Regions from separate parts of the Homo sapiens genome. Here regions 2, 3 and 4 are each linked to region 1. A link is a loop called in an ENCODE intact Hi-C map of the cell type or tissue named here. Cell type or tissue: Caco-2. All regions are shown on one strand. Links, peaks and the distances in the headings refer to the core of each region. The heading gives the core; the rest is flanking DNA.

Region 1 (7,846 bases), core at 1,237-6,236:
AGTGAGAAGAAACTCCTGACAGTCAGATCAATCTGATTTCTACCTCTCTGCTCCCTGAAGTAGCTGTGTAGAGTAAAAGATAATGAAACCCAGTTAGATAGACATTGGCAAGCCACTTTCAATCTCTGAGCCACTGTTTCCTCACATCGTACTTGCCTTAGAGGAATGTCAAGAGCTCAATGAAATAACATGTGTGTTGTACATGGTACAGAGTAGATGCTCAATAAATGCTCTCCCCACTTAAGATGCTAAGTTTCAGTCCAGCAGTTTGGAAGCTTCACTGCTTTCCCCATAACAGAATATTCTCAAGCCTCTTACCTCTGAACCCTACAGGACAGTAAATTTTTGAAGGTGAGAGCTTTTTGACCCATCTCTCTACTCCCAGCACCTCACACATGGCCTAGCACACGGTTCTTAGTCCATGACCATCTGTAGAATGAATGAATGAACAAAAATAGCCACCAGTGGTTGGGTGCTTACCAGTAGCACTTTACACATATTAGCTCATTTAATCTATACAACAGCTCTATAAGGTAGACACTGTCACTGTATAAAGGTTAAAGATACAAAAGCTCAAAGAGATTTGGTATGGCAGCTTTGCTGAAGCTACCAAAATAATGGATAAACCATATGAAGTTGCCTATATCCCATCTTTTAAAAAATACAAATGAGTATTTACTGTGTGTCAGGCACTGAGGTAAATATCCTGCATATATTATAATTTAAATATTATAACCTTGTGAAACAGTTGAAATCACAGATAGGAAAACTGAGGCTCACAAGGGTTAAGTAACTTGACCACAGTTTTTGACTCTTTTAGATTTACAACAATGGCCAAGAGAGAGGAAGTCTCATCCACCTGATATTAAAAGGAGAAGACAAGCTCACACTCAGGCCTGTCTGCCTCAAGCCCCTGATGTGCCACATGCCTCTTGAATCAATGGATCAATGAATGGCAGAAGGGGAGAGGGATGGAGAGAAAGAGCAGGCATAGGAAGAAAGAGTGATGGAGAGAACAGGAATGAAAGGGAAGACTTTCACAGGCACTGTAACTATCTGGGTAATTCCTACAAGGCCAGACGATTCCAATGTAATCTTCTGTGTAATTGTTGCCATGCAGAACAGGCTGGACTCCAGACCTAGCAGTTTCTGGCCAGTGCGCAGAACAACAGAGAGAGAGAGGCCTCTCCTGTATGCTCAGCCGCAGAAGGGCCTTATGGGCGGCTTCCTGTTGGGACAGGAATCAGGCTCTCCAGCTCCTACCCAACCCACAATCCTGTGCAGACCAGCCACGCTCTGCTGGGTTTGGCGTCACAGAGGCATTCCTTCCCTTTCTTTCAGCCCCTAATTGCTCTTCAGGGCCGTGGGGGTCTCCCTACTGGCTGGCAGCCTATGAGGCTGGCCAGACTGAACTCACTGTTCCATGGGATCACGCATGAAGGCCTCTTAAAAGCACTGGTTCTCTCACCATCAGCAGCTGGATCAGCCCAGCAGAGATGAGAGTAAACCACCACGTACCAAGGCGTGATTTCCACCCGCTCCCCGCCCCCCAGACTGGCACTGTGTCACTGGAACAAGGACTCACAGAGCAGCATGAGGGATGGCTCCTCAGAGAAAGAGCATGGGCTAGGAGCAGTGAGTCTTGAGTTGCAGGCCTGGATCTGCCTCTGTGTGTGACCTTATGCAAGTCCCCTCCTCTCTCTAGGGTAGGAGACTGACAGGCTCTTGGGCTTGAACATCTCTTCTAAGCCTTATAACAACCCCATGATGCAGGTATAAAGCTTTTCGTTACAGGTAAGAAACCTGTTGCTCAGAGACACTAGGTGACTTGTACAGTGTCACACAGCAAGAAAATGAGGAGTCAGGATGTGATTCCAGGCTGGCCTGGCTTTGAAGCCCTGTATTCTCACCACTGCCCCTCAGGGGCTCTGCTCCTTCATTTGTAATAAGGGTTAATGGTCATGGTCATTATCTTAACTTCTCATGCTTGGGCAAAAAAAAAAAAAAAAAAAAAAAGCCTCTCTCTTAAGGCACTTCATGGGCTCTCAAGTCATCAGTGTTAGGAATTAGAATCATTATGTTGTTTCTCCCACCATTTCCAGCCTCAGTTTTCCAAATTTCCACCTCCATGATTTTTGCCATATCCTCATATCACATATGCTAATACTTAATGTTTGTCTTTAGATCAAATTTAAATCAACTAATTTTTAAAAAGTTAATATCCTCCTAAGCAATAATATACATAATATCAAGGGTTTAGTGCACTGATTATATTCCTTCCTTATATGCAACAAAATAAATTGATAACAATTAAATTATAAACTGTTCATCCAAGTGACACCTTGGAGCATGTGAGCCTTCTGTTAGGAAATGCTCTGTGAGTCTCGGCCCTTCCCCCAGCATGGACACATGTGAGCATGCACGCCTTAGAGCCAGGTCATCTTCCAGCTGCGCACTCTGGTCCTCTGTGATGGATGCTGGGCTAGTACAGAGGCAGCTGTGTGATGGGAACCTGGACTGCAGCAGGTGGGCAAAGGAGGCAGAGTTGAGCTCTGAGGACCCAGGGAAGCATGGCTTCCATTTGGGATGCAGCTGAGAGGGCTGGAGGGCTTGGGGCAGGTGAACATGAAGAGATGGAGAGAAGGGAAAGGCAGGTCCATCGACTATGACCCCTCCACCAGCAGCCACAGCATCAAAGCCAAGGCCAGGCGTCCCACAGTACAAGGCTAGAGAGAGCAGCTGCTTAACACCTTCAGAGGCAGCAACATCCTCAGAGATCTAGTTATGGCAGGCTGTGGGGAGGAGGGCAGGCCCACCTAGCACCCTGCCATGCACCGTGGAGGTCACCCTTGAGTTCTGTTTTGTTTTCCTTGTTAGCTTAGCTTTTAATTGAAGCATAACAGAAGACAGGACAATGCATAATTCATAAGTGTACAGCTCAATGAATTTTCAAATACTGAACTGCACCCAGAAAAAGAAATAAAACATCAACTTCATCCTAGAAGCCCCCTCATGCTCCATTCTATTATGGTCACGCTCTTGCTCCAAGGGTAAACATTATCTTAATACCTAATACCTGATATTGGTTTTGCCTATTTGGAACTTTATAGAAGTGAAATCGTACGTATGGAGTCTTGTGTCTGGCTTCTTTTGTTCAACATTATGTCTGCAAGATTGATCCATACTGTTGCATGTAGCTTAGTTTGTTCTCATTGATGTGTAGTAGTCCACTGTATAAACAGACTTCATTCTATCTTTAATGAGTATATGAATACTACTCAGATTTTGGCTAAGTAATGTTGCTATGAACATTCTAGCAGATTACTTTTGCCTTCATTTCTTTTGGGTGTGTACCTAGGAATGGAATAACTCAGTCATAGTATACAGACATGTTTAGGTTAGTGGATACTGACAGTTTTTCATATCAGTCACACCAATTTTCACTCCCACCAACAGTGTGTGCAACTTTCAGTTGTTCCATATCCTTGCCAACACCTGGCATTTTTTTATCTTTTTAATTAGCCATTCTAGTGTGCATATAAGTCACCCATATTTTGTTTTTTTCCAAACTGCACAACAGCCCATAGGCTAACGTCACTACTAAAGACAGTGACATGGGAGAAACACAACAGTCCATAGGTCAACATCACTTCTAAAGACAGTGACATGGGAAAAACACAACCGCCCATAGGTCAATGTAACTTTTAAAGACAGTAACGTGGGCGTAGTAGACTGACTCAGAGGACCTCACCTTACTGCTTGCTCTCCAGCTACTGATGCAATGCCATTAGGAAAGAACTGCCACTGCTATTTACAAAGCCCTGACCCAGGGCTTTGCTCATTCGTTCATCTCACCCTCACAGCAAACTGCCAAAGGCAGGCAAGGAAGGAATTATTCTCAAGAGCTTACATAACTTTCCAAGTATGTACCCGACGCAAACTTCAGGCCTACCTTCTTCTGATTCCAGTTCAGTTTCCTTTCACTGAGTTTAAACTGACTCTTAATTCACTTCTTCTCCATTTCTCAGAAGCATCTGTTGAACTGCAGGATCTCTGATGTTCCTTCCAGTTTCATTATGGTGGACTGGTTTGTTTCTAAGCGTGTGAGTGGTTTACTCACTCACCAAGTGTGTAAACAAATGGAAGATCCTTGCTCAATCCTGTCTACAAGGAAATGAAAAGAATTTGGAATATGCATTTCTATCATTCCCCACGTCTTCACATCAGACTGAGAAGCGGGTCTCGAAGCCCCACCTGCCACGGTTCCTTTCTCATGCCAAGCAAAGCGCAGAAAGGGAGGAGCAGTCGATTGCTGCAGCAACCTCCTCCTCAGCTGTCCTGAGGTATGCACGCTGCTGGAAAAAAGTTCTGCCTGCATTGCCAGGAGAATCATATTCATGAGATTCCTCCATATCAGACATGTTTCCTAAGTTTTCTAATTGGCTCATGATGGATTTCTGCAAGTGCTTTTGATGAGGCTCACCTGCAGTGCCTCTCCTCTAAAGATAGTAAGAAAGTCACATGTTTTTGAAAGAGCAAATAATTGTGAAACAGCATTTCAACAACAAAGATGAGCAAAATACAGTTCATAGAAGGTGAGCTACTTGCAGGCAGGGGCCATGAAAGAAAGGGAAGGCACCCAAACTCCAGCACAGTGCCAGCCCCCCAGTGCCACTGACCCTTGAATCTCCAGGGCTCAGCTCCCAGACTCAAGGCATACATCTCATCACATATATACAGGTCTGTATACCCTCCTTGAGTCCCTATTACTGCACTCACTACTGTTATCCTTGCCTCCTCCCTTACCTCCCAAATACCCTTAACTAAGCCTACAGGTCATCTATGTCTGGAATCCATGCCCTGCTATCACTCCTTACTGCCACTACCAGAGATGAGCCCATCATCCTCCTACCTGGACTCCCACTATAGCCTAACCGGTCTCCCTGACTCCACTCTGGCCACCCAGCTATATAGCAGATGCAACTCTGATCACAACACCCCACCACCACAAGCCCTTCAATGGCTTTGGACGACCCTTAGAAAAATGCCCCAAGCCATTTTGATCATCTGCCAAACCTTCTATGATCTGGCTGCTGCCTCTTTTTCCAACCCCGTCTCAATCCATTCTCCCCTTGGCTTATTTTGCTTCAGATCCACAGGTCTTTCAGTTCCTTAAATGTGCCCCTACGCTCTCCTACCATCATATGCTGGTAAGATGTGATTACACATGCTGATCGCTCTGTCTGGAATGCCTTTTCCCTGTCCTTCATCTCCCAAATTCTGTTCATCCTTGAATAAGAGTTTCAGCTTAGAAAACATGTTTTCAGTGAACACTCATCCAAGCCCAAGGTGAGAAGGCATCTCTGGGCTGTAAGCCTCACACCACCTGCATGTTCCCCTCTGGAAATGCTCATCCCATTTAGTAATTCTTCTCTCAGTGTCTAGCCTCCCTCCTAGACTGTAGGTTTCCTGAAAGCAGATGCAATGTAGAACTTGTTCATAGCTCACTCTCAGCCCCTATCATTCAGCCTGTCAAATAGGAGGCTCTCAATGAACACTGACAGATTGAGAGGTTGATTGAGTGATAGACTGTTTGCTTGTACTATCTTGATGCCAGAAAGTCAGAAAGTCATAGAGAAGACACCCTTTTGTTTTGTTGTTTTTCATAATTTGAGTTCTGAGATACATGTGCAGAACATGCAGGTTTGTTACATAGGTATACACATGCCATGATGGTTTGCTGGACCCATCAACCCATCATCTACATTAGGTATTTCTGTTAATGCTATCCCTCCCCTAGACGCCCATCCCCTGACAGGCCCCAGTGTGTGATATTCCCCTCCCCAGGTCCATGTGTTCTCGTTTTTCGACTCCCACTATAAGTGAGAACATGTGGTGTTTGGTTTTTTGCTCCTGTGTTAGTTTACCAAGAATGATGGTTTCCAGCTTCATCCATGTCCCTGAAAAGGACATGAACTCATCCTTTTTTATGGCTGCATAGTGTTCCATTATTTACCCAGTATTCCATGGTGTATATGTGTCACGTTGTCTTTATCCAGTCGGCATTTGGGTTGGTTCCAAGTCTTTGCTATTTCCAAGTCTTTGCTATTGTGAATAGTGCTGCAATAAACATGCGTGTGCATGTGTCTTTATAGTAGAATGATTTACAATCCTTTGGGTATATACCCAGTAATGGGATTGTTGGATCAGATGGTATTTCTTGTTCTAGATCCTTGAGGAATCACCGCACTGCCTTCCATAATGATTGAACTAATTTACAATCCCACCAACAGTGTAAAAGTGTTCCTATTTCTCCACATCCTCTCCAGCATCTGTTGTTTCCTGACTCTTTAATGATCACAATTCCAATTGGCATGGGATGGTATCTCATTGTGATTTTGATTTGCATTTCTCTAATTATCAGTGATGATGAGCTTTTTTCCATGTGTTTTTTGGCCACATAAATGTCTTCTTTTGAGAAGTGTCTGTTCATATCCTTTGCCCACTTTTTGATGGGGTTGTGTTTTTTTCTGGTAAATTTGTTGAAGTTCCTTATAGATTCTGGACACTAGCCCTTTGTCAGACGGATAGATCGCAAAAATTTTCTCCCATTCTGTAGGTTGCCTGTTCATTCTGATGATAGTTCCTTTTGCTGTGCAGAAGCTCTTTAGTTTAATTAGATCCCATTGGTCAATTGTGGCTTTTCTTGCCATTGCTTTTGCTGTTTTAGTCATGAAGTCTTTGCCCACGCCTACATCCTGAATGGTATTGCCTAGGTTTTCTTCCAGAGTTTTTATGGTTTTAGATCTTACGTTTAAGTCTTTAATCCACCTTGAGTTAATGTTTGTATAAGGTGTAAGGAAGCGGTACAGTTTCAGTTTTCTGCATATGGCTAGCCAGTTTTCCCAACACCATTTATTAAATAGGGAATCCTTTCCCCATTGCTTGTTTTTGTCAGGTTTGTCAAAGATCAGGTGGTTGTAGATGTGTGGCACTATTTCTGAGGCCTCTGTTCTGTTCCATTGGTCTATATATCTGTTTGGTCCCAGTACCTTGCTGTTTCGGTTATTGTAGCCTTGTAATATAGTTTGAAGTCAGGTAATGTGATGCCTCCAGCTTTGTTCTTTTTGCTTAGGATTGTCTTGGCTGTACGGGCTCTTTTTTGGTTCCTTATGAAATTTAAAGTAGTTTTTTTCTAATTCTGTGAAGAAAGTCAATGGTAGCTTGATGGGGATAGCATAAAGTCTATAAATTACTTTGGGCAGTATGGCCATTTTAACAATATTGATTCTTCCTATCCATGAGCATGGAATGTTTTTCCATTTGGTTGTGTCCTCTCTTATTTCCTTGAGCAGTGCTTTGTAGTTCTCCTTGAAGAGGTCCTTCACATACCTTGTAAGTTTTATTCCTAGGTATTTTATTCACTTTGTAGCAATTGTGAATGGGAGTTCACTCATGATTTGGCTCTCTGTTTGTCTATTATTGGTGTATAGGAATGCTTGTGATTTTTGCACATTGATTTTGTATCCTGAGACTTTGCTGAAGTTGCTTATCAGCTTAAGGAGATTTTGGGCTGAGACAATGGGGTTTTCTAAATATACAATCATGTCATCTGAAAAGAGAGACAATTTGGTTTCCTCTCTTTCTATTTGAATACCCTTTATTTCTTTCTCTTGCCTGATTACCCTGGCCAGAACTTCCAATAATATGTTGAATAGGAGTCGTGAGAGAGGGCATACTTGTCTTGTGTGGGTTTTCGAAGGGAATGCTCCCAGCTTTTGCCCATTTAGTATGATGTTGGTTGTGGTTTTGTCATAAATAGCTCTTTTGATTTTGAGCTATGTTC
Region 2 (7,846 bases), core at 1,892-6,891, 110 kb before region 1:
AGAAGTTAGAACACCTATGTAGGGCAGGAGGCCCGCTGGTCTCTTCACCGGTCACTGAGTGATTTGAAGAGGTTACTGTGTGAGGGGCTCAGGACAAGGGGGTGCCCTGTCCTATTCCCTCAGCAACTTCCACCCCACATCAGCCACCAAGGGGAACCCTGGACCTCTGTGCTGGTGCTCCAGTGGTCCCTAGGGCAGAAAAGTTCCCGTACCCCTGGGACTTATATCCCAGGTGGGGAGACAGGCCCCAAAGGACATAAAGACATAAACAAGGTAACTTCCATTCGGGTAAGGGCTCCAAAGAAAAAGAAAAAGGCGACATGTTAGAGAATTACTGGGGATGGGGTGGGGCGGGTCTCAACTGACACTGTAATTGGGATGGTATTGGGGGGCCTCCCAGAGGAGGTGTCACTTCCATGTCCTTTCACACAAGTACACACTCTCTCAGGGAGCAGCTGTACCCCCAGCACTAAATCTACTGCCCAGCAAGAACTAGACAACCATGCGTATGTGTTAAATGTTAATCAATGCAATGAGATGTAGCTGTTTGTGGATCTAAATGCTTCTTAACTTTATGACTAACTCAGTAACTTCAGCTCCTGCTTTCCAAGAGCTAATCCAAGGAACAGACTACAGTGAAGTTTTCATGGGGCACCAATAACATGAGAAAAATAAAGACAATATTGGGAGTTTTTATACAAAAATCTAATTTTTTTAGTGTTTATTCTGAGATTAAGTTCTTTCCGACCTGGAGTGTGTGTGTGTGTGTGCACGCACGTGCCAAAACGCCCTTTCTTCTATAAAATAATGGTGCTGGATGTTCACTTTTTAGGTTTCTTTTTCTTTAATGTTTTTTCTTGGCAAAATAAGTTTCTACTCACTCTTTTTTTTTTTTTTTTTTTTTGAGATGGAGTCTCACTCTGTCACCGGGCTGGAGTGCAGTGGCATGATCTCAGCTAACTGCAAACTCCACCTCCCGAGTTCAAGTGATTCTCCTTCCTCAGCCTCCCGAGTAGCTGGGACTACAAGTGTGCATCATCACACCAGGCTAATTTCTGTATTTTTAGTAGAGACAGGGTTTCACCATATTGGCCAGGATGGTTTCGATCTCTTGACCTCGTGATCTGCCCATCTCAGCCTCCCAAAGCGCTGGGATTACAGGCATAAGCCACCGTGCCCGGCCTTCCCATTCTTAAAAAATGGGAACCACTGTTTTATAGACTTTTTACTTGGCAGCCTGAAGGCTAAAGGAAAGCTAGCTTCATTTTGGAAGGGAGCTGGCAAATGCCTTCCAGCCGCCTCTGCCCACCTGCCGGAGTCCATCCCTGTTTTGGCAGTGAGGTGATGGGGTTTCAGGTCTTTGGAAGTCAGACAGTGTGTATGAGAAATGGACTCACCTGCAGTTTCAGTAAAGGATGAAAAATAAGAGACATGGCGCACTGTTCTCTCAGCAGTGTCCCTAAACTGCAAAATGCTCCTTCTCACTAAAAATTACTGGGGATGAGGGAAGGCAAAGACCAGAAGGTCATGAAAAGAACTGCCCAGGGTCCATGATGGCTGATTTACAGCAGATTTATGCAAAAGATCTTCCTCAAACCACCTCCTTTTCTGCTACCATTTTTCTTTTCCCTTTGTCCCTCCATGGTCCCCTCCCAGATTAAAAACATGAAACTGGGGTGGGAGAAGAAGCACTGGGAGTGTGCTATGTTTCCTCGATACAAAAATTATTAATCCTTCATGCCTGCCATGTACCACACAGCAGGGAACGTGGCTTGATTTCACAAAGCTCTGGGAAAACTTCCCCACTGCCATGTCCCTACCATTTGTTAAGAGAAACAATTGCAGCCTGATTCCCAGGATTGTGTGTGTGTGTGTGTGTGTGTGTGTGTGTGTGTCAGGGCAGGGAGCTATCTCCTTGTGACTTGGCTGCACCCTCAACCCCACAGGGAAGTGGCAGGGAGGTCTGTAGAATTCCCCTCTGTAGGAGTGCTGGTGGGAGGTGGGCTTGACCAGTCAGAAGGGACCACCCCAGATGCAAATCAAGAGCCTAAGTCAGAGTGCATTCCAAGTGTGTGGACCCTAAGACAGACAAAAAGACATCATATACTTTGCAAAATACTGTGAGAGATCAAGCTGCAGAAGTTCATGATTGGCATCTGATAAATTCAAGAGAGTGCTGGATGCGGAGAGAGTTGCTGAGTGGACGGGGTGGGGGTGGGGCTGGTGCTACCATGTCCAGGCTAGGAAAAGCAGTTTCAATGGGCTGGAGAGCCTGATGTCTGTCCACTGGAAAGTTGAAGCTCATTGGACTGGTGCCTGATACAGACTTGGGAAAGTTAAAGGCAAGGGAGTGTGGCTATCGGCTGGGAGATAATGAAAGATGGAGAGAGAGAAAGAGCAATGAATTAGTCAATTTTCATGCTGCTGACAAAGACACACCTGAGACTGGGTAATTTATAAAGAAAAAGGGGTTTAATGGACTCACATTTCCACATGGCTGGGGAGGCCTCATAATCGTGACAGAAGGCAAAAGGTACATCTTACATGGCAGCAGACTACAGAGAATGAGAGTCACGCAAAAGGGGAAACCCTTTATAAAACCATCAGATCTCGTGAGACTTATTCATTACCATGAGAACAGTATGGGGGAAACTGCCCTCATGATTCAGTTATCTCCCACAAGGTCCCTCCCACAACACGTGGGAATTATGAGAGCTACAATTCAAGACGAGATTTGGATGGGGACACAGCCAAACCATATCAAGAGAGATAAACAATAGAGATGGTGGGGGTGGGAGGGTTGGAGAAAGATGCCATAGCATGGAGAAATAAACCAACTCTCCCTCCCCAGCAGCAGCCAAGGAGCCATGAACCCCAGGGACCTAGGATGTCCTCAGGAATGTTGGCCTGAGAAGGAAAGCTGGGATGAAGAAGAATTACCACTACCTTACTCCCAAGGTCTGTGGGTACAAAAATGGTATTTTCCAGATATGGACTTTGTGTAACAGAAAGTTGGCCCAGGGAAGTAATGGACCTCAGCAGAAAGCTGGAATGAACTTCAGATTTCCTAAGGGGTTGCCAAGCCAGTGGTGGCCTCATGATCAAGTGCAATCAGCCAGGTCAGGGGACTGTAGGAGAGCTTCCCCAGCCATCCTGGGGACTCTGAGAAAGTGGGAAAGACCTCTACTGCAGAGTGGGTTTTAAATGTCTGCCAATAAGCACAAGCACACCAGGCAAGTAAGAACTGTCTTTCCCTCTTTTCCCCTTCTTCTTCATCCAATCCTGGAGTGTGCAGTGAGTAAACAATGGGTGAAAAAAGAACAGAGAAAGAGATAAGAGGCCAATCATATTCATTCCCCCGAGACAAGGCTGACTCTGAAGCTGACTTTAGAAAGAGAAGGGGAGAAGATTGATCTCCAATTCAAATGCAGAGTTGGAATTAGCACACAGGACTGGGAATTCCAATTACAGAACTGAGGCTGTGTTTTGTGACTTCAAGTTATGCAAGATATTACCTAACAGAGGACGAAAACATTGTGGGGCCTCTTTGAGTTTTCACTGCAGGGGAGAAGAAAACACTGAGAGACAAAAATGAAGTCATGTTCTGCTCATTCTAAGAGTTATGCTTGATTAAAACACAGTGAATCAGGAACCAGGAGGAGCTGTAATGGCCCTGGGGTGATTTTTTTAAAAAGACAAGGCAGAAAGGACAGGTCTGCCTTCGTGACACTGTGGCAGTAGGGCCATGTGTGGACCTCTCAGCATGATGCTGAAAGAGAAGGAAACCTTCTTCTGGGGCAACATTTCACAATGCCCACCCAAACCTTTGCACCTCCTGACAGGGAGGCGGGGAACATTATCAGGAGAGGTGGGACCTGTCCCCGAGACCTGGGCCTCCACCCTAGGATACACGTCCAGCTTCCCCTAAGCCTGAAGACTGGTTTTTCTGAACTACCAATCTCAGCAGGTCATCAGATAAATACCTGGGATTCCATATCAATGAGGGAGAAAGGTTAAACTTCCTCAAAGGAAGGGAGGGCAGGTAGGTTATCTCCAGGAGGCATTTTTTGTCTCCTAGATAAGAAAATGCAGAATGAGGGCACTGTTCCACGATGTGATAGGTATTTCTCCAACCACTTCTTCTGTGGGAACAAGACTATCCCCGCAGTTTTGCCTGCAACCCCCTCACTGAGAGAAGTGCCCACTTTGCAAAGATGGGCAGGTTCTCGCTGAAGTTGCTTCCTACCTCAGGGACTACCCAGCCTTCTAACCTTCTTCCCCTGCGTGGCTCCCTGGGCACACAGACTTGTCAACACCTTCGTAAAGAAGATGCGTGGTTTCCACATCACTAACGACAGACCGCAGTCCTCACTTCCTCTGCCTGCACCCCCTCTTCTATTTCACTCAGACCAAGTTTGGTGGCAGGCTCAAGGAAGCATATCCAACACCACTTAAGAAATTCATTCTAGAGTGGTTTGGGATTGGCACACAGCAAAGCCTGAGCATTTCTGATGATCTGAAACATGGTGTAGGAAAGGGGCCACTGGAGACCAACACGTGGCTTCAGCTCTGCCACCTACTTGCCATGTGTCCTTGGGCAAATCAGTGCACCTCTCTGGGGCCCAGTTTCCCCATCTGTCAATGACACAGGTTGGACAGTAAGATCCTTTCTAGCTCTAATGAACTCCAGTTCTGTGAAATCTGCTATGGCTTAGGACACACTGCACTTTAGCTTGAATTTATGACCCAGACAACTATTTGAACACAAATTTGATATTTCTTTTATGGAGAAATGAATGACATTCACAGGGTAATAACTAGGAAGCCATTTCAAACCCGGGATTAACAGGAAGAAAAAAACCCCACATCTCCAAACTTGCTAAATATAATTGTGTTTACACAACACTGATCTTATATGCCACTCTAAACACGAAGCTGTGTCTGTTAGCTGAAGTCAAAGGGCCTGGATATCACAATCCTAAATAACAATTGTAGAAAGCCTAGAAGCTTGTAAAGAATTAGCAGGAAAGAGACACCATCTCCTAGGGAAGTCCTTAGAGCTTAGGAAAATTTGAGAGTGGGGTGCTGGGACTTCCCAATGTGAAATTAATATCTTAAAAAAAGATAAAAACAATAAAGTCCCCAAACTTCTGCAAGCTTTCCAAGAGTCTGTTACAAGCCTGGCCCTTTTAGGCCCAGCCCCCCACCAAAGCCAGTACTGACGTCAGCTCACTGTCTCCATAGCCGGCAGCCCTGGGAGCTGAACTCACTAGATCAATGAAAACATCAACCATGCCAGACGTGCCTGCCCTGCTCCAAGCCTGCCAAGGAGCCAGGGGTTCAGGTGCAGAGCCGGGCCATCTGTCATTAGGCTCTGCTGTTAATTGCTGTGCTAATGAACAAGGTTTGAACTGGAGGCACGAAACGCACATGCAGATTTACACACAGCTCTGTAGTACTGTGTCCCATTCCCTGACAAGCTAGCACAGTCTCTTGGATGCAAAGGTAAAGGTGGCCAAGTGACATCACACACACAGACGTTGCATAACCCAACCAGCAGATACTCCAAGTGGCAGATGTGCAGAATTTTTCAGCTAGGTGCTCATTCCTCCAGTCATCCATCTACTCAACAAATACTGGCTTGGTCGTGGCCACCATGTCAAATGCCAGGGCTCCAGAGATGACAACAACAGGGTCCCTACCCTCAGGGGATCATATCCTACCAGGGGAGATAGAGAGGTGAACAAACAGGACAAATACAGGTTGACAAGTGCTAAGAGAGAAGTCAGAGGCTGTGGGAACAGAGAGGAGGAGTATCTAACCAGCCTGGAGTATCTGGAAGACTTCCTGAAGGAGGAGAAAACACCTGGGCTAAATCTTAAAGGAAGACCAGAAGCTACCCAGGGAAAGAAGTGAAGGAAGGCATTATAAACAGAGAGGCCAGGAGGTAAGAGAGAACTTCAGTGTCTGGGGACACAGGGAGTCAGATACAGGAGGCTCAGAGTGGGCGATGGGAGGTGAAGAGTGAAGACACTGGGGTATAGAGAGTGAGGATGCTGGAGAAGAAGGTGGGGTGCAGATGGTGACGAGTCCTGAAGAGCAATTGCTTTGCAAACCTTGATCAAGCTCTTGCAATGTGCAAACGATGGCATTAAGTCAATGTGGGGGCCCTTGCCCTCATGGCACATGGACTTCCTAGAGGAGAAAGAAGAAGAGTGGCTCGGAAGAAGAAGAAATGTCACCAGACTGAGTTAGTCAGAGAAGGCCTCGCTCTAGAGGAAGCAGAACTGGGCCTCCAGCTTCAGGCAGAACTTCAACAGGTGAGCCAGTGCCACCACCCAGATGTTTTGTGTATGTTGCCTCACCAAATCAATGATGACATGACATCTTCCCATTTTCCAGGTAGGGAAACTGAGGCCCAGAAAGCTTAAATAGTTTGGGAGCTGGGAAGTGGAACAGGAGGGATGCACTGTTCCTGACTCCAGAGCCTGTGCCCCATCCATTTCACCTTGCTGCTCCCCAAGGCTTTCCTGGTCAAGGGAACAGCCTGACAAGCATGGGGAAGGCATGTGAAAGGCACACAGGAGGACCGGGCAGGAGGCGGTTTTCACTGGAGAAGGGAGTTCGTGTGGAGGAGATGGGGGCCTTGGGTGTGGAGTGATGGTCAACAGAGCAGCACAAGCTTCAGCTTTGAAGTCTAGGAGCCCAGGGACAAGTGAGGTACCCTCTCCTGGCTGCAGACTTCTCACTGCAAAATGGGACCTAACACCTGCTTCCTCTGGATGAATTCTCCAATGAGAACCCAGTGAGATAATGAGTCGAGTGCTTAGGAGATGGCCTCATGCCTTGTGAGTCCTCAACTGTGGATGATATGATCATTTTAATCAACAGCCATCATTATTCCCAATAATAATAACTGCAAGTAAGACCCCGGAGGTAGGTTGGGGCTGGTATATGGAGGACGCTGAGCTCTAGGCAGCCATGCCATCAGGATTCTGTTGACATTGGGGAATTAAAGTGACAATTCTTAAGAACAGACGTGAAATAACAGCTTGGACAGAGCATGTTCTCTTCTACAGAATAACACAGCAACTCCCTTATTCAGAAGTGTCATGATTTTTCTCCTATGCAGAAAAATTGTATCACAGTGAAGAAAGGCATGCCCAACACTTCAAATGCTGGCCACAAGGTGCCAGTGGGGGTGACAGTGACCATCTGAAGGCTGGACACACACCAGTGGCACTCCAGTGGTGAGGAGGCTCAGGAGGGCCTCATGGGTTCCAGCAGGGGCCAGGGGCACTCTGGATACCCCCGGCTGGTGAGGAGGGAAGAAGGCGGGGTCACTGTTGCTGGCCCCTTACTGCTGACACTATGAGCCTCTTGAAGGTGTGGGGCCTCATCCTCTAAGCTGTTTATCGCTGAAAATCAGAAACCTCTGGAGGCCACACTCCTGTAAACACAGAAGCAGATGCTCCCTGGACCACTCCTCTCTCTATCAAAAAGAATAAGGCAGTGGGCTCCTCCTCCAGTGGTGGGCTTGGAGACGATGGAGGGAGGCGAATGCCTTGTGAGGGGTGCAATGTGGCTTCATTTTGAGCCTGTCTCCCACCTTCTTGCTGTTCTGCAGAAGAGGGAGGCTGTGTGGTGGCTTCCAAGCGGCACAGCCATCCTTGAGGAAGGCAAGTGGGATCTGGCGTATGTCGGGCACCAACAAGTCCTTGAGCTCATTTACTGTCTTGTGACCTCTCTATGTAGCAGGCCTTATCCTCACTTTACAAACAAAAATGTGGCCCCAAAAGGGCAAATGACTGTCCAAGCCATGCAGCTAGTAGGCCACTGAGCTGGA
Region 3 (7,846 bases), core at 1,492-6,491, 78 kb after region 1:
GCCTACAGAAGGATCCACAAATAGCGGTATTCAGACACAAGAACCTGGAGAGGGCGTTCACAGACACCCATGCCAACAGCAAACACAGAGGGACCCAGACGCGGGGATACACCCAGAGACACAATCACGCAGAGGGGAACCCACAGAGACACGCAAACAAGACAGTCAGAAACACAAGAACAAGCACAGGAGGTGGCACAGCCTCAGGCACGTACGCCCAGAGGGACACACACCCACTCCGGATAGGGGCGTGCGCAGTGTCGCTGGAGGCCGGGAAAGTGCGCCCCCGAGCTCGCAGAGCAGCCTCGGAGCACTGCGCCGGGCGCCCAGCCCCGCATCTGCTGGGGAAGAGTTTCCCAGCGCATCTGTGAACAAGGGCCCGCCGGCCGTCATCGCGCACGGGTGGCTATGCGTCCGCTCGCCCGGTATCTATGCTGCGGCCGGGTGGCTTGAGAGGCCCTGGCCCTCGGTCAGAGTCCCGCAGCAGAGGTGTGGCCCCCGAGCCTCTCAATGAGGGGCCGGCCCTCTCCCCAACGGCAGTCCCCACCCTGCTCTGGACCCCGGAGCTCAGCACAGAGCATCCCCAAGTCCTCTCCTCCTTGCCCACCCAGTTGCACCGCAAACTTTCCCAGGCCGGTCCCGCCGCCGGGCAGTCCAGCCAGACCCGACCTGGGGGAGGCAGCATAGGGGGTTCCTACCTGCGCCCACACCGGCTTCGCGGAGCCGCCTCCTCCAGCCGGTCTCGCACTGCACTCCGGCCCGCGCTTCTCAGCCGCGGCCGCTGCCGCTGCAGCCGCTCCTTGCCCTCCCGTTACCCGGGAAACCGCCTCCTCCTCCCTCCCGCCAGCCAACCAGTGCAGTTCACATGGCGCCTCGCTGCCAATCGGCGGCCTCGCCACCCCGGTCCCCTTCCAGGGTCCCGAGCCCTTTCCCAGGCTAGGGGACCAGAGAAAGAGAGAGGGTCTCTCCGGAGCTGCTGCTATTCAATGGCAGACCTGCCAGGCAGAGACATGCCAATCATGCCTGCTAACGCCCTTCTTCTGTGGGACAGACGCACCTGACACTTTAAGGAAGACCTGCATCGTTGGACAACCTGAGTCAGAAGATGCCTCCGGGCACCTGGTTCAACCTCTCACTAAATCCAGGAATCCCCTGGACAGGATCCCATCAGGGAGCTGTCCAGCCTGTGTCCAAACACCTCTCTGGATGGAGCTCTCTGAAGCTCCCAAGACGGTGCTTATTGCCTTCCTGATTGTAGAGCTCTGGTTGACAGCAAGCTCTTTCCAACACTGAACTGAAATCTGCCTCCATGTCAAGACCCGTTTGTGATTCTTGGACACGCAGAACAAGGATCCCTGGGCCAACTAACAGCCAGACCTTCTGTAACCTAGAGGGCAACACATCCTATCCCCAAGGTTACCCATCTCCGGACAGTTATTCATTCTTCTTAGCTTACCCAGGGCCATTTTGGAATCTGGGAGGCTTGTGCTCCCCATGTCCCTTATCTCTCTTTCATGGAGTGGCCTAGTACGTAAGTGCCCACATGAGAGGATATCAGGAACCCAGTACTGCAAATAAGACTTGAACTTCTGAAAAAATGTTCTCTCCTCTCCTAAGTTAAGGTCAGGTCCAAAGAGTAAAAGGGGAGGCCAGGCATGTCTGGAGAGGCACTACCGTGGACATTTCTCTCTTTCCACTCCGCCTCCGATCCTATCATCCAATCAAAACTTGCCCCACCACACAGGGTGCCCAAGGTGAGAAAGCAAGAAGTCCTATTGGTCTTGGCAGGAGAGAGTCCTGGCCTTTCCAAAGTCTCCAGGGGCCACCAGGCTGCAGGGCCTGTCCATAGCCACAGGCAGATCTTTCTATACCACCGTCTGGTGAAGACCAGGTGGGTCCAGCATTCTCAGGGTGTTATGTACACAGACACCCCATTAGAACAGGAGCTCAAGACACACACCAAAGCAGAAGGCCAATCCTGCTGCCGGGCCCCTATTTGGGATGCAGGAAGAGATTGGGGCTCAGGAAGGGAGCTACACTTGTCTGGCGTCAGAGCAGGAGGGATTGATGAGGACCAGACAGTACCCAGCTGGATCTCTGCCAGATCCAACCATCCCTCTCCAGGTCTGGTTGTAGGAAGGGGGCCCAGCTGTAGGATGAGGGGATGGCAGAGGTGAGGGAATTGCAGCTGGGCTGGAAGCTCATGCTCACTCAGAAACATTCACATATATTACACTCCTGAGCCCTGTCCCAGAGGGGCCCATTGAGACTGCTCACAAGACAGAGCTACAAAATAAAACCCATGCTCTTTCTGAGCCAGTCAGCTCAGAGAGGCTTGCAAGAAAGTCTCTCTGAGCTCATGCAAGGAAGAAAATCAGTAGGGTCATGGTAGGGAAGTGACATTATGAACCCAGTCATAAGGAGTGTGATATAGTTAGAAGAACACAGACCTGAGTTAGACAACTTGGGCTGAAATCCCCTCTCCACCATCATCAGCAATGTAATCTTGTCTCTGAACCTAGATTTGCTCATCTATAAAATAGGGAAGTTAATATTCCTCTTCATATAGATGTTATAAGGATTTGATGCGATCATGGATGAGCGCAAACTTTGTAAACAATAATATATCTTACAGAGACAGACTTTTATCAATATGCCCACTTTGCCCCTGTGATGGTTAATTTTATGTGTCAGCTAGTCTAGGCTATAGTATCCAGTGGTTTTTTGGTTTTTGTTTTTTTGTCAGACATCATTCTAGATGTTTTGGGGAAAGTATTCCATTAGATATAATTAACATTTAAATCAGTAGACTTTGAGTAAAGCAGATTATCCTTCCTAACATGGGTGGGCCTCATCCAATCCATTGAAAGCCTTAAGAAAAAGATGGATGTCCCGAGGAAGAAGGAGTTCTATATATGTGTGTATTCCATTGGTTCTATTTCTCTGGAGAGCCCTGAATAATACATACATCCCCTTCCTGGAATGATGATGATTTGCCAGGCAAATCCAAGGAGCAGGCACAACCAGGTGGTCAAATCTGTAGCCTGATCATGAGCCTGGAAGTCATTGGTACACGTGCATATGTTTCCCCAAGCCCAGTACTGGTAGGTGTTGTCTTATTTTTATAGATGTTTTCAACCCAACACTCTGTGCAACAATTTTTCACCTACTAGGGGTGGGCAATCTGGGGAACATTTTTCTAAAACAGCTACCTTTCTCTCCTGCCATTATGCCACTTGCCTTAGTCCCCACCTGCATGCTAGGAGCCAGGAGAGCAGAGCCTTGTCCATGGAGATTCTGATCTCTGTTTCTCTCTCTCTAATTTTCTCTCTCTCTCTCTCTCTCCCTCCTTCCCTCCCTCCCTCCCCCACCTCTCTCTCTCTCTCACACACACACACACATAGTGTGATCCCAAGTGAGAGTTGCAGTGGCAAAGACCTTAACACCTACTGCCAACAGCAGGACAGTTTTTGCCTCAATAAAGGATGACCTATTTTTTAAAATTATAGCCAATTACCCATGTAGGATCCTAACCCCAAACCTGACAGTATCACCTAAAGACAGGGTTACTTCAATTTCAGATATTGAAAAACAGGAATCAGAGTATAACGAGGTCTCCCAGAGAATGGAACCACAAGCCTAGGGACTGTAGAAACTCCCTCTATGGCTTCTGGGGGGAATGCACCTTATCTCCTTTTCTGTTTACTCACCTTCCTCATGGCCTAATATGACTGCCAGTCTAAGTGTCTACATCAGGATCTCTCAGTGCAAACACCCAATAGAATTTGCTCATAACCTCTGGAACTTAGTTCAAATTTTCATGAGAGAATCTGATTGGTTGTTGACCTTTGGGACAAGTCAGGGGGTCAATCAATGGTGGCAAACAAGAAAGGGACTTTAGAATGGTTAAGCAATGTCAGACATTTGTAGCACACAATAAAAAGAGGACAGGCAAAAGTACTTACTCAGTGTAGCTTCTGACTCCTAAAACTGAGCCCCTGCTGCTCCTCAGTTTTCTTGTCTTCAAAACAAGAATATCCATGTTGCCCTCCTTCAGAGCTGGGGAATATCTGAAGCAAGTGTATGTGAAACACTTTAGGAAATTAAAGCATGTCCTTTCCTTCACTAATTTAAGGAAAATCTTCCATCCAATCTTGAGAAGACTTGAGGAAGAAGTAACCAGTCTTAGAATTCTGGTAAGCAGACACAGTACTAGATTCAGCTTAGACACTGTCTTACATGAGCTGGGCATCACAGAGGTGAAATCTTAAGTACGAAAATGTTCTGTCATGTCTTTAGCTCTCTCTGAATTGGACACAGAGTCAGCTGACCAGCAGACCAGGAAAGGACATGAAAAATGCATTTTCAACCTTTTTTTTTCTTTTTGGACTGGTGAACTTTCATTACCTTTGGGGATCCAAATCTAAGAATTTTCCCCCCAAATACTTGTCAGAATTTGTTGTCTTCTGCTCTGGAATCCCATAGTTCTTTGTTCCCATCTCTTTTACGGCATTTGTCATGTCATACTGTAATCATCTCTTTTCATATTTATCTCCCTTACTACTCATTCATTCAATCATCATTCACTCACTCCTGCAATAAATTGTATTACTTAATAAACATTCTGAGATAGAGTAATGAACCAGGTAGGGAAGGTCCCGCCTCTCATGGTGACAGTGGGAAAAGATGGGAAATAAATAAATATTAAACCCAGATAATTTGAGAGAATAATTAGAGCTAGGCAGAGAATAAAAATAAGATGGTATGAGAATGACAAGGTGCTACCTTCATTTGGGTAGTTGCAGGTGACTTCTTTGAGAAGAAGAAATTTAAACTGTGATTGGTGAGAAGGATACAGCCATGCAGGATCAAGGAAAAGAACATTCCAGAAGAGGCAGCTGCTAGTGCAAAGGCCATGAGGCAGATGGCAGAACTACAAACTTGCTGTGTTCATGGAGCAAAAAGATGGTCAATGAAATTGAAGCATAGTGACTGAAGGGAAGAGCAGTGCAGGATGGATTTGGACAGTAGGCAGAGCCAGATCATATAGAGCCTGAGCCCACTGAAAGGCAACTAGATTTTATTCCAAGTGCTGCTAGAAGCATGGGAGGTTTCTGTGTTTGGAAGTGACCTGATATGATTAAATAGATCACTCTGGCTGCTTCATGGAGGATTGACAAGGATGGAAGCAGGGAGTTCACTTAGGATGTGATTACATAGTTCAGACAAGAAGTCCACTGGACCAGGATGGTAGCAAATGGATGGAGTTGAGGAATACTTTGGAGTCAGAATCAATAAGACTTTCTAATGGATTGGAGGTTGAGGGAAACAAATCATGTATATCTAGATTTTTTTTACTTGAGTCACAAAGAGAGCTCCCTCAATGCAGAAGTTATTTCTTGTTTCTTTTCCTATGTCCCACTACTGGAAATGAACCAAGCACATGAGATGCCTATTAAATGTTTGGATGGATGGATTAGTGAATCCTTTAGAAATATCTTGTTCATGTCATCCTGGGAAGAAACAAGCCCATCAGAATAGCAAGGACAGGGGAACATCCACTCTTTCTCTTTCCTATACCCCTTCATGATGTCAACTTTATCCTCACCCAAAATCTTTCTCTTCCTTTAAGACTTAGCTCAATTAGTCTCTTCCAACATGCCAAACTAACCTCACTCTATATTCCCTCACCTCACCCTTACTCTCATACATACCACTTGAGTTTATGGTATATTAAATACATATGATTATGCTTTCTTGCTTCTTCATTCATGTATTTAATAAATTTTATTGAGTGCCTACATATGCCAAGAACTTTCATGTCTGTCTAACATATCACTGATGAGAACACACAAAGAATCAGGAAATCTCTGAGAAGTCAAAACAGATGATGCCAAGGTTTGTGGTAAAGACCATAGCCTTCCCAGGTCCTCATTCAGGGTCTGATGCCCTTGGTTTACTCACACTTTAAATGGGTTCAGTTAATTCATTTTCAAGCCCACAACAAATTAGGTCCCTACCTAACTGGGAAACCCGACAACTGTAAGAATTAAGGGACAACAATCTGACAGCAAGAGAGGAGACCAATAGACCTACGAAAAACAAAACAAAAGGTCTGGGCGATCTGGGACCATTTAGTGAATGGACAATCAATCTTACACATCTCATCCATTCATTAAATTACATGAATCCATCATAATGCTGACTCTGAATTCAGCCAAGTTTTATACAGCAGGAAAAAATTCAGTATGCTAGAAAGCTTTTCAAATAAATTGACTAAATGGAATTTAAGGGACAAGCCCAGAGCTACCAAAAAGTTCAATTGTCAAAAATAACTCGAATTATGTATAGCTAATATTTTACGCTGATAGAACTGTAAACTTCAATTTATTGAACAACTCTAAATGCCAGTAGCTTTAAATGCTTGACTTCATTTAAGCTTCACAATAACTCTGTGGGGTAGGTACTGTTATCTTTATTTTATCAGGGAGATAAGAGGAAGAAACAGCATCAGAGAGGTTGAGTAACTTGCCTTGGTCACAAAGCCAGTTTGCAGCAGTTCTTTTACAACCAGATCAAAAGCTGAAGGAGAGAATAGACTGTATCTATTTCTCCTTTTTTATTCCTCTTAATGCTTAGCATAGATCTGGACAGATAGTAAGTTTTCAAAGTAGGGACTCAGGGCTCATTCATCCAACAAATTTGTCCCAGGAACTGTTTTGGCACTAGACACACATTGGAGAGTAAGCCAGGCATAACTTGTCCTCAGGGTGCTACAGCATGAGGAATGGATGGACCTATTCCATAGTCTGTCACAAAACCAATTTGTCGTTGTCCTACTAAATATGACTCTTATTCTGGATCTTTGGGAATCAGCTGAAGTTTCACTCTTGAAAATAATAAATGCCAATAACAGCAAAGTTAGACATTTGTATTTGAAGAAGTCATCACCGCACCTATCTTGTACCTGTTTCTCAGGCAGCCTGCAGTCCTTATTTTATATTGCCACCCTTCTGCAACTTCACTGAAGGGTGGCTTAGTGAAAGTCACTTCCAGTTCCTGTCTGGACTTTGGTATCCTCATCTGCAGAATGGCTGTGGTGGGGAGGAGGAAGGGCAGAAATGGACTGGCTGGGACATTCTTGTTCTCTCTTCCTCCTACTCCTGGCAGTTTTTATTTTTCCTCAAACATTTCTGTTAACATCCTTTACTCAGCACCACCATGGTTGAGTAGCTAGAATAGAAGGAAGGAGCCCGATTACCCAAGTGATGATGGGTTGAGACAATGTAGCATTATCTGAAATAGACAGTGGCTAGGAGGGAGCTTATTGTCAGCTGGCAAGGGGTGGAGGCAGAGGGTGGGCTGGCTCTGTTTTTCTTGCCATTAGGAGCTGGCACCTCTGTGAGCATGGGAGGATGCTATAAAACAGGCCTGCAGTGAAACACCCACGGGTGGCATGAGCATGTCAGTTAGGCTGTGGAGGAGTCACATGTGGAGGAAGAGCCTCAGAACGGAACTTCCCAGGGAGGTTGGAATGGGTAACAAGATTCAAGCTCTAAGTTTATTTCAGTAGGCTGTTTTGGTTTTCAAGGTATCTTAAAAAAAAGAAGGGGGTCATATATGTACTGGAAATGGAGTCGAAACTGAAATTGTAAAACAAATCCAACAAATATTTATCAAATGCGCTATCCTCACTACTGGAAATGCCACAGTGAACATGACAGGTGAGCTTTCTTCCATCAAGGAATTTGTATCCTAGCAGTGGAGCCAGTCATTAAACACAGAAACAAATATACAACCTGGATAATCTTAGATAGTAATGATGACTGCCACAAAAGAAGTAAAA
Region 4 (7,846 bases), core at 1,333-6,332, 93 kb after region 1:
CAAATATTCCCTGCGACATCCCTAAGGCACATCCCTGTTGTCCCTCCTAAGCAGCTGGGCAGTCAAGGCAAGCCTCATTGCAAAGCTGTCAAGGCAAAGGCAAGAGGTTACATAATTCCAATTAGCAGAAGCCCCACCAACTCTAAACAGCTCCTTACCACTTCATCATCCTTCCCCTCCGAGGAAATAATCACAATTGCCACTAACATCCTGGAAACAAAAGCCAACAGAATAAACACAGTGCTCTCTGGCAGACCTCAGGATTAAAATGTAATCTCAAAATAAAGTCTAATAACTTTTCCCCTTTTGAACACACTTGGAATAAAATTAGCATATAAATCAAAGCTTAATTAGGACATTGTAACACTGAACAGCACCGGCTGGTATTAAGGGTTTCAGGCCCAATATGATGCATCAAATAAACACCGTAATTAGAGAACAAAATCAGGGTGGTCTCCTGGTAATCAATCACCCAGCTAGGTTCAAGCTTTTCAACTTGAGGGTCATCTCTGCTTTCTGTCTTGTGGATCTTGCCTTCCAGCCAGTCTCTCCCAAGGGATGTCATGCATCTTCCAATCTGTGTTTCTGGCACATCTCTCCAGCTCTTGGCTCTCAAAGGGGAGTCCTGGCACCAAGCAGGGGTGGGGAAACTTGCAGATTGCTCAAAACAATAGTTTGTGGGCTTCCAGAATGAAGCATTTATTCCTTCTATGAGCTGTGCTATGCCCATTATCCAATCTAGACAAATACCTGCCTGGGACAGAAAGTCAAGAATCCCTGAGAACCGTCCCCTCTGCTTTCACTATTCTCCAGCCACATTGCCATCCTTGCTGTTCCACACACACACTAAACAAATGCCTGCCTCAAGGCCTTTGCACAGGCTGCTCCCTCTCCCCAGAGTGCTCTTCTCCCACAAGGCTTTCTCCCTCACTTCCTTCAGATCTCCCCACCAAAATGTCACTTCATCATAGAGGTCTTTCTCACCTCCCTTATCTAAAATAGCACTTCCTAACCCTTTCTAACTCCCTTCGTTGGAGAGTTTGAGGGGCTACAAAATAGCACCCTTCTACTCCGTGTTAGTTCTGATGCAATAAAGAATAAGAAAAAAAAAAAGCAAGGCAGATGGGAGAACAAAATCTCACCTTTATTTCCAGTACAGTTGATATTAGAACATGTGGCTGATATCTGTGGGCAAAAGGGCTTCTGGGTGCTGACATGCAGACTAGGAAGCGGGGTCACCTAAGAGGTAGGGCAGGAGGAGCAGAGCTGGCTGGAGCTTGCCATGGACAGGCTCACTCCCTGCAGAATGGAAGAAAGAAAGAGCAGGATCTTATGTGCCCTGTTCTTTATCCCAAAATCACCAAAAGTGAACTGAGCCCTTCCGCCAGGAGGAGTGTTCTCAAGGGCAGGTGCTCCCACCCCACATGTCCTAGTATAATTACCCATGAGCTCCTTGAAAAGCTACCTGATTTCTCATCTGCTTCAGCTTTCCTGACCTCCGTGAATGCAGGACACTATTTGTCTTGCTCACTGCTGTATTTGCTGCACCGTGGCAAGCCCTCCTCCCTTGGGAGGAGTCCATGCAGCCTGAAGTTGGGCTTGGGTTTACAGTTTCCTGGGGCTGGGCCACCTGTTTGAGGTCATGCTGGGGCACAGGCAGAAGTCTCCTCCAGTTTCTCTGGCTTCCTCATCCTGCTTCTCTTCCTAGTGTCTGCTGGCTCCCTGACACTGCTCCCAGACCACCAGAGCCCTGCATGGGAGCAGAGATCCCTGCCTGAGTCACATCTCTTGAGCATCTGAGCTTCACCAGGCTCTGGCTCTGCGGGGAGTGGGGGTACCCAGAAGAGGTGTCACAGACCATGCTCAGGGAACGCAGCCTGGTAGGGAAGGCAGATGTATAAATATCTTCAGTGTGGTCATTTCTGCATTAGACTGACCAATACTAATGACTAATACTGATGATAGCTTCCATTACAGAGTATCCTCTACGGGCCGAACCTAAAGCTGAGTAATTCACATCTATTAGCTAATTTAGTCCACGATTATTTTATGAAACAGTGACTATTCTAGTCCCATTTCACAGGTGAGAAAATTGAGGCTGAGAAAAGTAAATTACTTGTTGAGAGTCCTGCAGGTGGTAAGTGATGAAGTCGAGATTCAAGTCTAGGTCTGTCTAACTACAAAGCTGAAGAGTCTAAGCTCTTCCTGCCTAACCTTTCCCCTCCTGGGTTCATCTTCTCCCCAGGCTACCTCCCTCCACGCTGGCCAAGAATAAGGGATGAATGACCCCACAATGCTGCAGGCTCGGCAGCCTCTGCCTCTTCCCACATAAGATCATTTCCCAAACAGGCGCTCATCTCTCCCCGTCTTGTTCATGCCCTGCAGGGAACCTGTGTCCTTATTCTGAAAAATCCTTCTCATCCTTCTAGGCCCAGTTCAAATGTCACCACCTCTATGACCACTCTCCTAGAGTCAAATTTAATCACACTGCTTCCCCATTCATGTCAAGAACATGCCCCTATTTCAGTGGTTCTCAAAATGTAGTCTCTGGACCAACAGGATTTGCTGCAAGTAGAACTTGTCAGAAATGCAAATTCTTGAATCCCAACCCAGAGTTACTTCAATATTAGAATTACTGAGGGTGGGGCCAGCAGTCTATGTTTTAACAAATCCTGCAGCTTTCATACAAAAGTTGAAAAGCACTGCTCTATTTTAACACATCTCATTAGAGCCACATATATAGGTTTGAGAAAATTTTTATTCCGGGAGGACCTACAGGGCCAGGACTGGATGCTGTTGAGAGTTTGTCACACAGTGTCACACAGTAGGTGCTTAGTTGGCTTTGAAAGTGCTTTTTTCCCCCAGCAATTGCCTGGCAACCATGGCTTAGTGACGTTAGCAATGACAGCCAGACTGAGGTTGGAGGCATGGGCCTTTTGCATCCTTTGCAGCAGGCTTCCTCCTCTTGTCTTGTACCTGGCTTGTTGAAAAAAAGTTTGTGATTTTTCCTTCATTTATTTCACAAAAATTTATTGAGTGCCTACCAGAGACCAGACACCACTAAATATGAGAATACAATGACAAGTAAAATGCCCACTCTATCCTCATGGGGCTAGCACAGGAGACACATACTCGTCAAATAAAAAAGGCCAACTCAAAGTGGCATTTACATTTATTAGCTTATTTAATTGTCACAAGTAACCCTAAAAGTGAGTAGTGGTGTCGTCTCCTGTCTACCAATGAGGAAGTGAATAAAGAAAGGTGAAATACCTTGCCCAAGTTCACGCAGTTTGCACATGACAGAGCTGAAGTTTCAACCCTGCAGGCATTTGTTCCTGCTCTTAATCACTACACAATGCTGCCTTAAAATAATTACACAACAAAATTATAAACATTGATAATCACTTTGAAAAACAGTACATAAGAGCACATGACAGGGAAACCTTATGTAGTCAGTGAGGGGAGAGGGTGCAGTCAGAGAAATACCCTGGAAGAGGCCACATCTGAGCTGGAACCTGAAGGATAAGCAAGAGTTAACTTGCCAATCAGTGAGTCAAGGCAAGGGTGGGTACAGATGAGGCCTCTCCCCAAAGAGGAATAGCACTTGTAAAAGCCTTGAGAAGGAGGCCTGGGGGAAGTTGCCAGTGGCCACAGCACTGGGTTGAGGGTGGAAGAGGATGTGGATAGAGGCTGAAGGTATGGGCGGTGTCAGACTGCCATGACAACAGTCCTTATCCTTGGCCCACTTTTCCAAAGCAGTGTTGGCAAACCAAGGGTTCCACATGGATGGATGGCTCCACTGTGTGTGAAAATGTGGCTGAAGTGCAGGAAAATCTCATCATTCATCCACTCAGTCATTCAGAGATATTGATTGTGTGCCTACCATGTGCCAAGAGCTGTTGTAGGTATCGGGGACACAGCCCCATTCTCCTGGAGCATATCCAAAGCAGGCCTGGGGAGAGAGGACTCTCTGACAACTGACATTTGCATTCCTTCATCAGCACTGAGCCTGGGCTGTGGGCTGGGTACTGTGTTAGGTGTTCTATTGGATGGTCTGGTTTGCATTTTAAAAAGAAATTGAAGGCACATTCCAAAATCACAACTATACCTCCTAGTGGCTAAAATGGACATCTCTTAATAATTTCAACAACCACTTATAGCTCAGGATTTGAAACATTCCTGAAGAAGCAGGCATTAGATAAATCATTTTGGACTGTTCCATAAAGTGAACTTTGCTAATAGAATCTAGGGTAATGAAATGAATGTCTCCAGACCTGTAATTCATTCTGCATAACATTTACACACTCCACTCTGCTGAAATCTTGTCAAATGACTTCAGTCAGCAAAGCTCAGCCTGAAGAGGAGGTGGAGAACTAGCACAAATTTGTTCAAAAATGCCTTCCAGAAAGCATTTTCAAAAGCTGTCTTCATTGCTTCTTGTTTTTTTCTTTTTTCTTTTTATTTTAAGTTCGGGGGTACATGTGCAGGTTTGTTATGTAGGTAAACTTGTGTCATGGGGTTCTGCTATACAGATTATTTCATCACCCAGGTATTAAGCCTGATATCCATTAGTTATTTTTCTTGATCCTGTCCTTCCTTCCACCCTCCACCCTCAGGTAGGCCTCAGTGTCTGTTGTTCCCCTCTATGTGTCCATGTGTTCTCATTATTTAGCTCCCACTTATAAGTGAGAACATGTGGTATTTGGTTTTCGGTTTTTGCATTAGTTTGCTAAGGAAAATGGCCTCCAGCTCCATCCATGTACCTGCAAAGGACATGTTCTCATTCATTTTTATGGCTGTATAGTATTCCATGGTATATATGTAGCACATTTTCTTTATCCAGTCTACCACTGATGGGCATTTAAGTTGATTCCATGTCTTTGCTATTGTGAATAGTGCTGCGACGCGTGCATGTGTCTTTATGATAGAATTATTTATATTCCCAGTAATAGGATTGATAGGCTTAATGGTGTTCTGTTTTTAGGTCTTTGAGGAATTGCCATTCTGTTTTCCACAATTGTTGAACTAATTTACACTTGCACCCACAGTGTATAAATGTTCCTTTTCCTCCACAACCTCCCCAGCACCTGTTATTTTTTGACTATCGTATAATAGCCATTCTGACTGGCGTGAGATGGTATCTCATTGTGGTTTTGATTTGCATTTCTTTAATGATCAGTGGTGCTGAGCTTTTTTTCATATGCTTGTTGGCCGCATGTATGTCTTCTTTTGAAAGGTGTCTGTTCATGCCTTTTGCTCACTTTTTAACAGGTTTATTTGTTTTTTATTTCTTATAGATTTGTTTAAGTTCCTTATAGATGCTGGATATTAAACCAGATGCATAGTTTGAAAATATTTTCTCCTATTCTGTAGGTTGTCTGTTTACTCTGTTGTTAGTTTCTTTTGCTGTGCAGAAACTCTTTAGTTTAATTAGATCCCATTTGTCAATTTCTGCTTTGTTGCATTTGCTTCTGGCATCTGTCATGAAACCTTTGCCTGTTCTCATGTCCAGAATGGTATTGCCTAGGTTGTCTTCCAGGGTTCTTGTAGTTTTGGGTTTTACATTTAAGTCTTTAATCCATCTTAATTTGAATTTTGCATATGGTGTAAGAAAATGGTCCAGATTCAATCTCCTGCACATGGCTAGTCAGTTATCTCAGAACCATTTATTGAATAAGGAGTCCTTTCTCCATTACTTGTTTTTGTCATCTTTGTCAAAGATAAATGGTTGAGTGTGGGCAGCCTTATTTCTGGGCTCCCTATTCTCTTCCAATTGTCTGTGTGTCTGTTTTTGTACCAGTACCATGCTGTTTTGGTTACTGTAGCCCTGCAGTATAATTTGAAGTCAGGTAATATGTTGTCTCTAGCTTTGTTCTTTTTGCTTAGGATTGCCTTGGTTATTGGGGCTCTTTTTTGGTTCCATATGAAGTTTAAAAGAGTTTTTTCTAGTTCTGTGAAGAATGTCATTGATAGTTTTACAGGATTAGTATTGAATTTGTAAGTTGCTTTCGGCAGTCTGGCCATTTTAACAATATTGGTTCTTCGTATCCATGAGCATTGCAATGTTTATCCATTTGTTTGACATCTCTGACTTCTTTTAGCAGTGTTTTGTAGTTATGGAAGAGATCTTTCGCCTCCTTGGTTAGCTGTATTCCCAGGTATTTTATTCTTTTGTGGCAATTGTGAATGAGATTTTGTTCCTGATTTGGCTATCGGCTTGATAGCTGTTGGTGTATAGGAATGCTACTGATTTTTGTACATTTATTTTGTATTCTGGAGATGTCACTGAAGTTATCAGCTTAAGGAGCTTTTGGGCTGAAAGTATGGGGTTTTCTATTTATAGAGCCATGTCATTTGCAAACAGGGATACTTTGACTTCCTCTCTTCCTATTTGGATGCCCTTTATTTCTTTCTCTTGCCTGATTGCTCTGGCCAGGACTTCGAATACTATATTGAACAGGAATGGTGAGAGAGGGCATTCTTGTCTAGCGCTGGTTTTCAAGGGGAATGATTCCAGCTTTTGCTTATTTAGTATGATGTTGGCTGTGGGTTTGTCATAGATGGCTCTTATTATTTTGAGGTATGTTCCTTTAATACCTAGTTTATTGAGAGTTTTTAACATGAAGGGGTGTTGATTTGGCATCAATATGCAGATACCACTGAAACTGTGACATGTTGGTTTCTCACTGCACACAGAATAAAAATCAAATTCCTTTGCTTTGTCTATAAGGTCCTACATAACATGGAAGTCCCCCATATCTGATACTACCACTCTCCTCACTCCTCCAAACCAACATTTTCTGGGCACCTCAAATAAGTCAAGTTCATTCCCATCACAAAGCCTTTTTTATTGCTATTCCACTGCCTAAAAGGCTATTTCATAAGATTCTCACATGGCTGGCTCTTAATGTCACAGCTCAGATGTCACCTCCTCAGAAAGACTTTTGCTGATCACCTTAAAGTTCCTTACCTTTAGCACTCACCATTCTCTGAAATTTTCTTGCTCTTTAAATTTACCTGTTTTTTCTTGAATCTGTCTCCCCCTACTGAAATACAAGCACCATTTAGAGCAAGGTCCATGCCATATTTTCAGTTTGAACACTTTGACCTTGGAAGCTAAGTGTGTAAGATGCAATGCCTGGGTTCCTGAATCACTGGTTGGAGAAGAGCTGCCAGGTGATAATGAACAACTATTTTTGTATTTCAAATGAGATTTGGCAGCTTGTCTGTTACATTAGCAAACATATCCTTAGCTAATCCAATACTTTTTGACCATTTTCTGTCAGGTTGTTAGAACTTGTTTGATTGATTGGTAGAAGTCTTTTATATTCTGGATAGAAATCTTTTCTATGTTACACAAGTAGCAAATATTTTCTCTGGGTTTGTCACTCAACTTTGAACTTTCTTTACGGTGTCTTTGTTTTACAGACATTCACAATTCTTATCTAGTCAAATCTGTCAGTATTTTTTAACATATTATAGACTCTGTTATATGCTAAGAAGGGTTTTCTCTATACCAAGATTATAAAAGATACTCTCCAAAGTTTCCTTCTAGTTCTTCTATTTTCCAGCTACAATTATTCTTATATATTTTATAGATATTTTTGTTATAAGCACCTTTTCTCCTAGTTGCCTAACTAGGTAATGTTAATATATAGGAAGGTTACTATTCTGTATTCAGCACCTTAAGTACAAATTCTTAAAAGTCAATCTTCTTAGATAGTTCAACCAAACAATTTTATCATCCTCAAATAATTATAACTTTGGCTCTTTCCCTCCAATATTTGTATCTCTCATTTCTTTATCTTATCTTACTGCTTTGGCTAAGACTCCAACACCATCTTGA

The links. Peaks named below come from ENCODE experiments on the same cell type or tissue, not always from the same donor. Only the 100,000 strongest peaks of a DNase experiment are listed, where the experiment ranks them.
Region 2: a loop joins it to region 1, with 11 times the contacts of the local background. A loop is called at or near these places in 1 of 110 quality-filtered maps.
Region 3: it touches region 1 in a loop (2.2-fold over the local background); 1 of 110 quality-filtered maps calls a loop at or near these places.
Region 4: it touches region 1 in a loop (2.5-fold over the local background); 1 of 110 quality-filtered maps calls a loop at or near these places.

What each region holds. Positions count from the first base shown.
Region 1 is chr11:19,415,935-19,423,780 of GRCh38, reverse strand. It overlaps a transcript of NAV2 not described here. Among named protein-coding and RNA genes, the nearest start is that of NAV2-AS5, 87 kb to the left of the region's middle. In Caco-2, for the core only: no CTCF peak of the experiment used is centred there; DNase peaks (open chromatin) are centred at 3,770 and 4,290.
Region 2 is chr11:19,521,987-19,529,832 of GRCh38, reverse strand. It overlaps NAV2-AS4 (NAV2 antisense RNA 4), which reads left to right and starts at 5,755. Exons shown (of 4, transcript NR_033989.1): 1 at 5,755-5,947. It also overlaps a transcript of NAV2 not described here. In Caco-2, for the core only: no CTCF peak of the experiment used is centred there; DNase peaks (open chromatin) are centred at 3,882, 5,273 and 5,552.
Region 3 is chr11:19,338,164-19,346,009 of GRCh38, reverse strand. It overlaps a transcript of NAV2 not described here. Among named protein-coding and RNA genes, the nearest start is that of E2F8, 100 kb to the right of the region's middle. RefSeq lists an enhancer at 638-717. In Caco-2, for the core only: a CTCF peak has its summit at 3,421; a DNase peak (open chromatin) is centred at 3,739.
Region 4 is chr11:19,322,909-19,330,754 of GRCh38, reverse strand. No RefSeq gene overlaps it. Among named protein-coding and RNA genes, the nearest start is that of E2F8, 86 kb to the right of the region's middle. RefSeq lists an enhancer at 3,574-3,723. In Caco-2, for the core only: no CTCF peak of the experiment used is centred there; no DNase peak of the experiment used is centred there.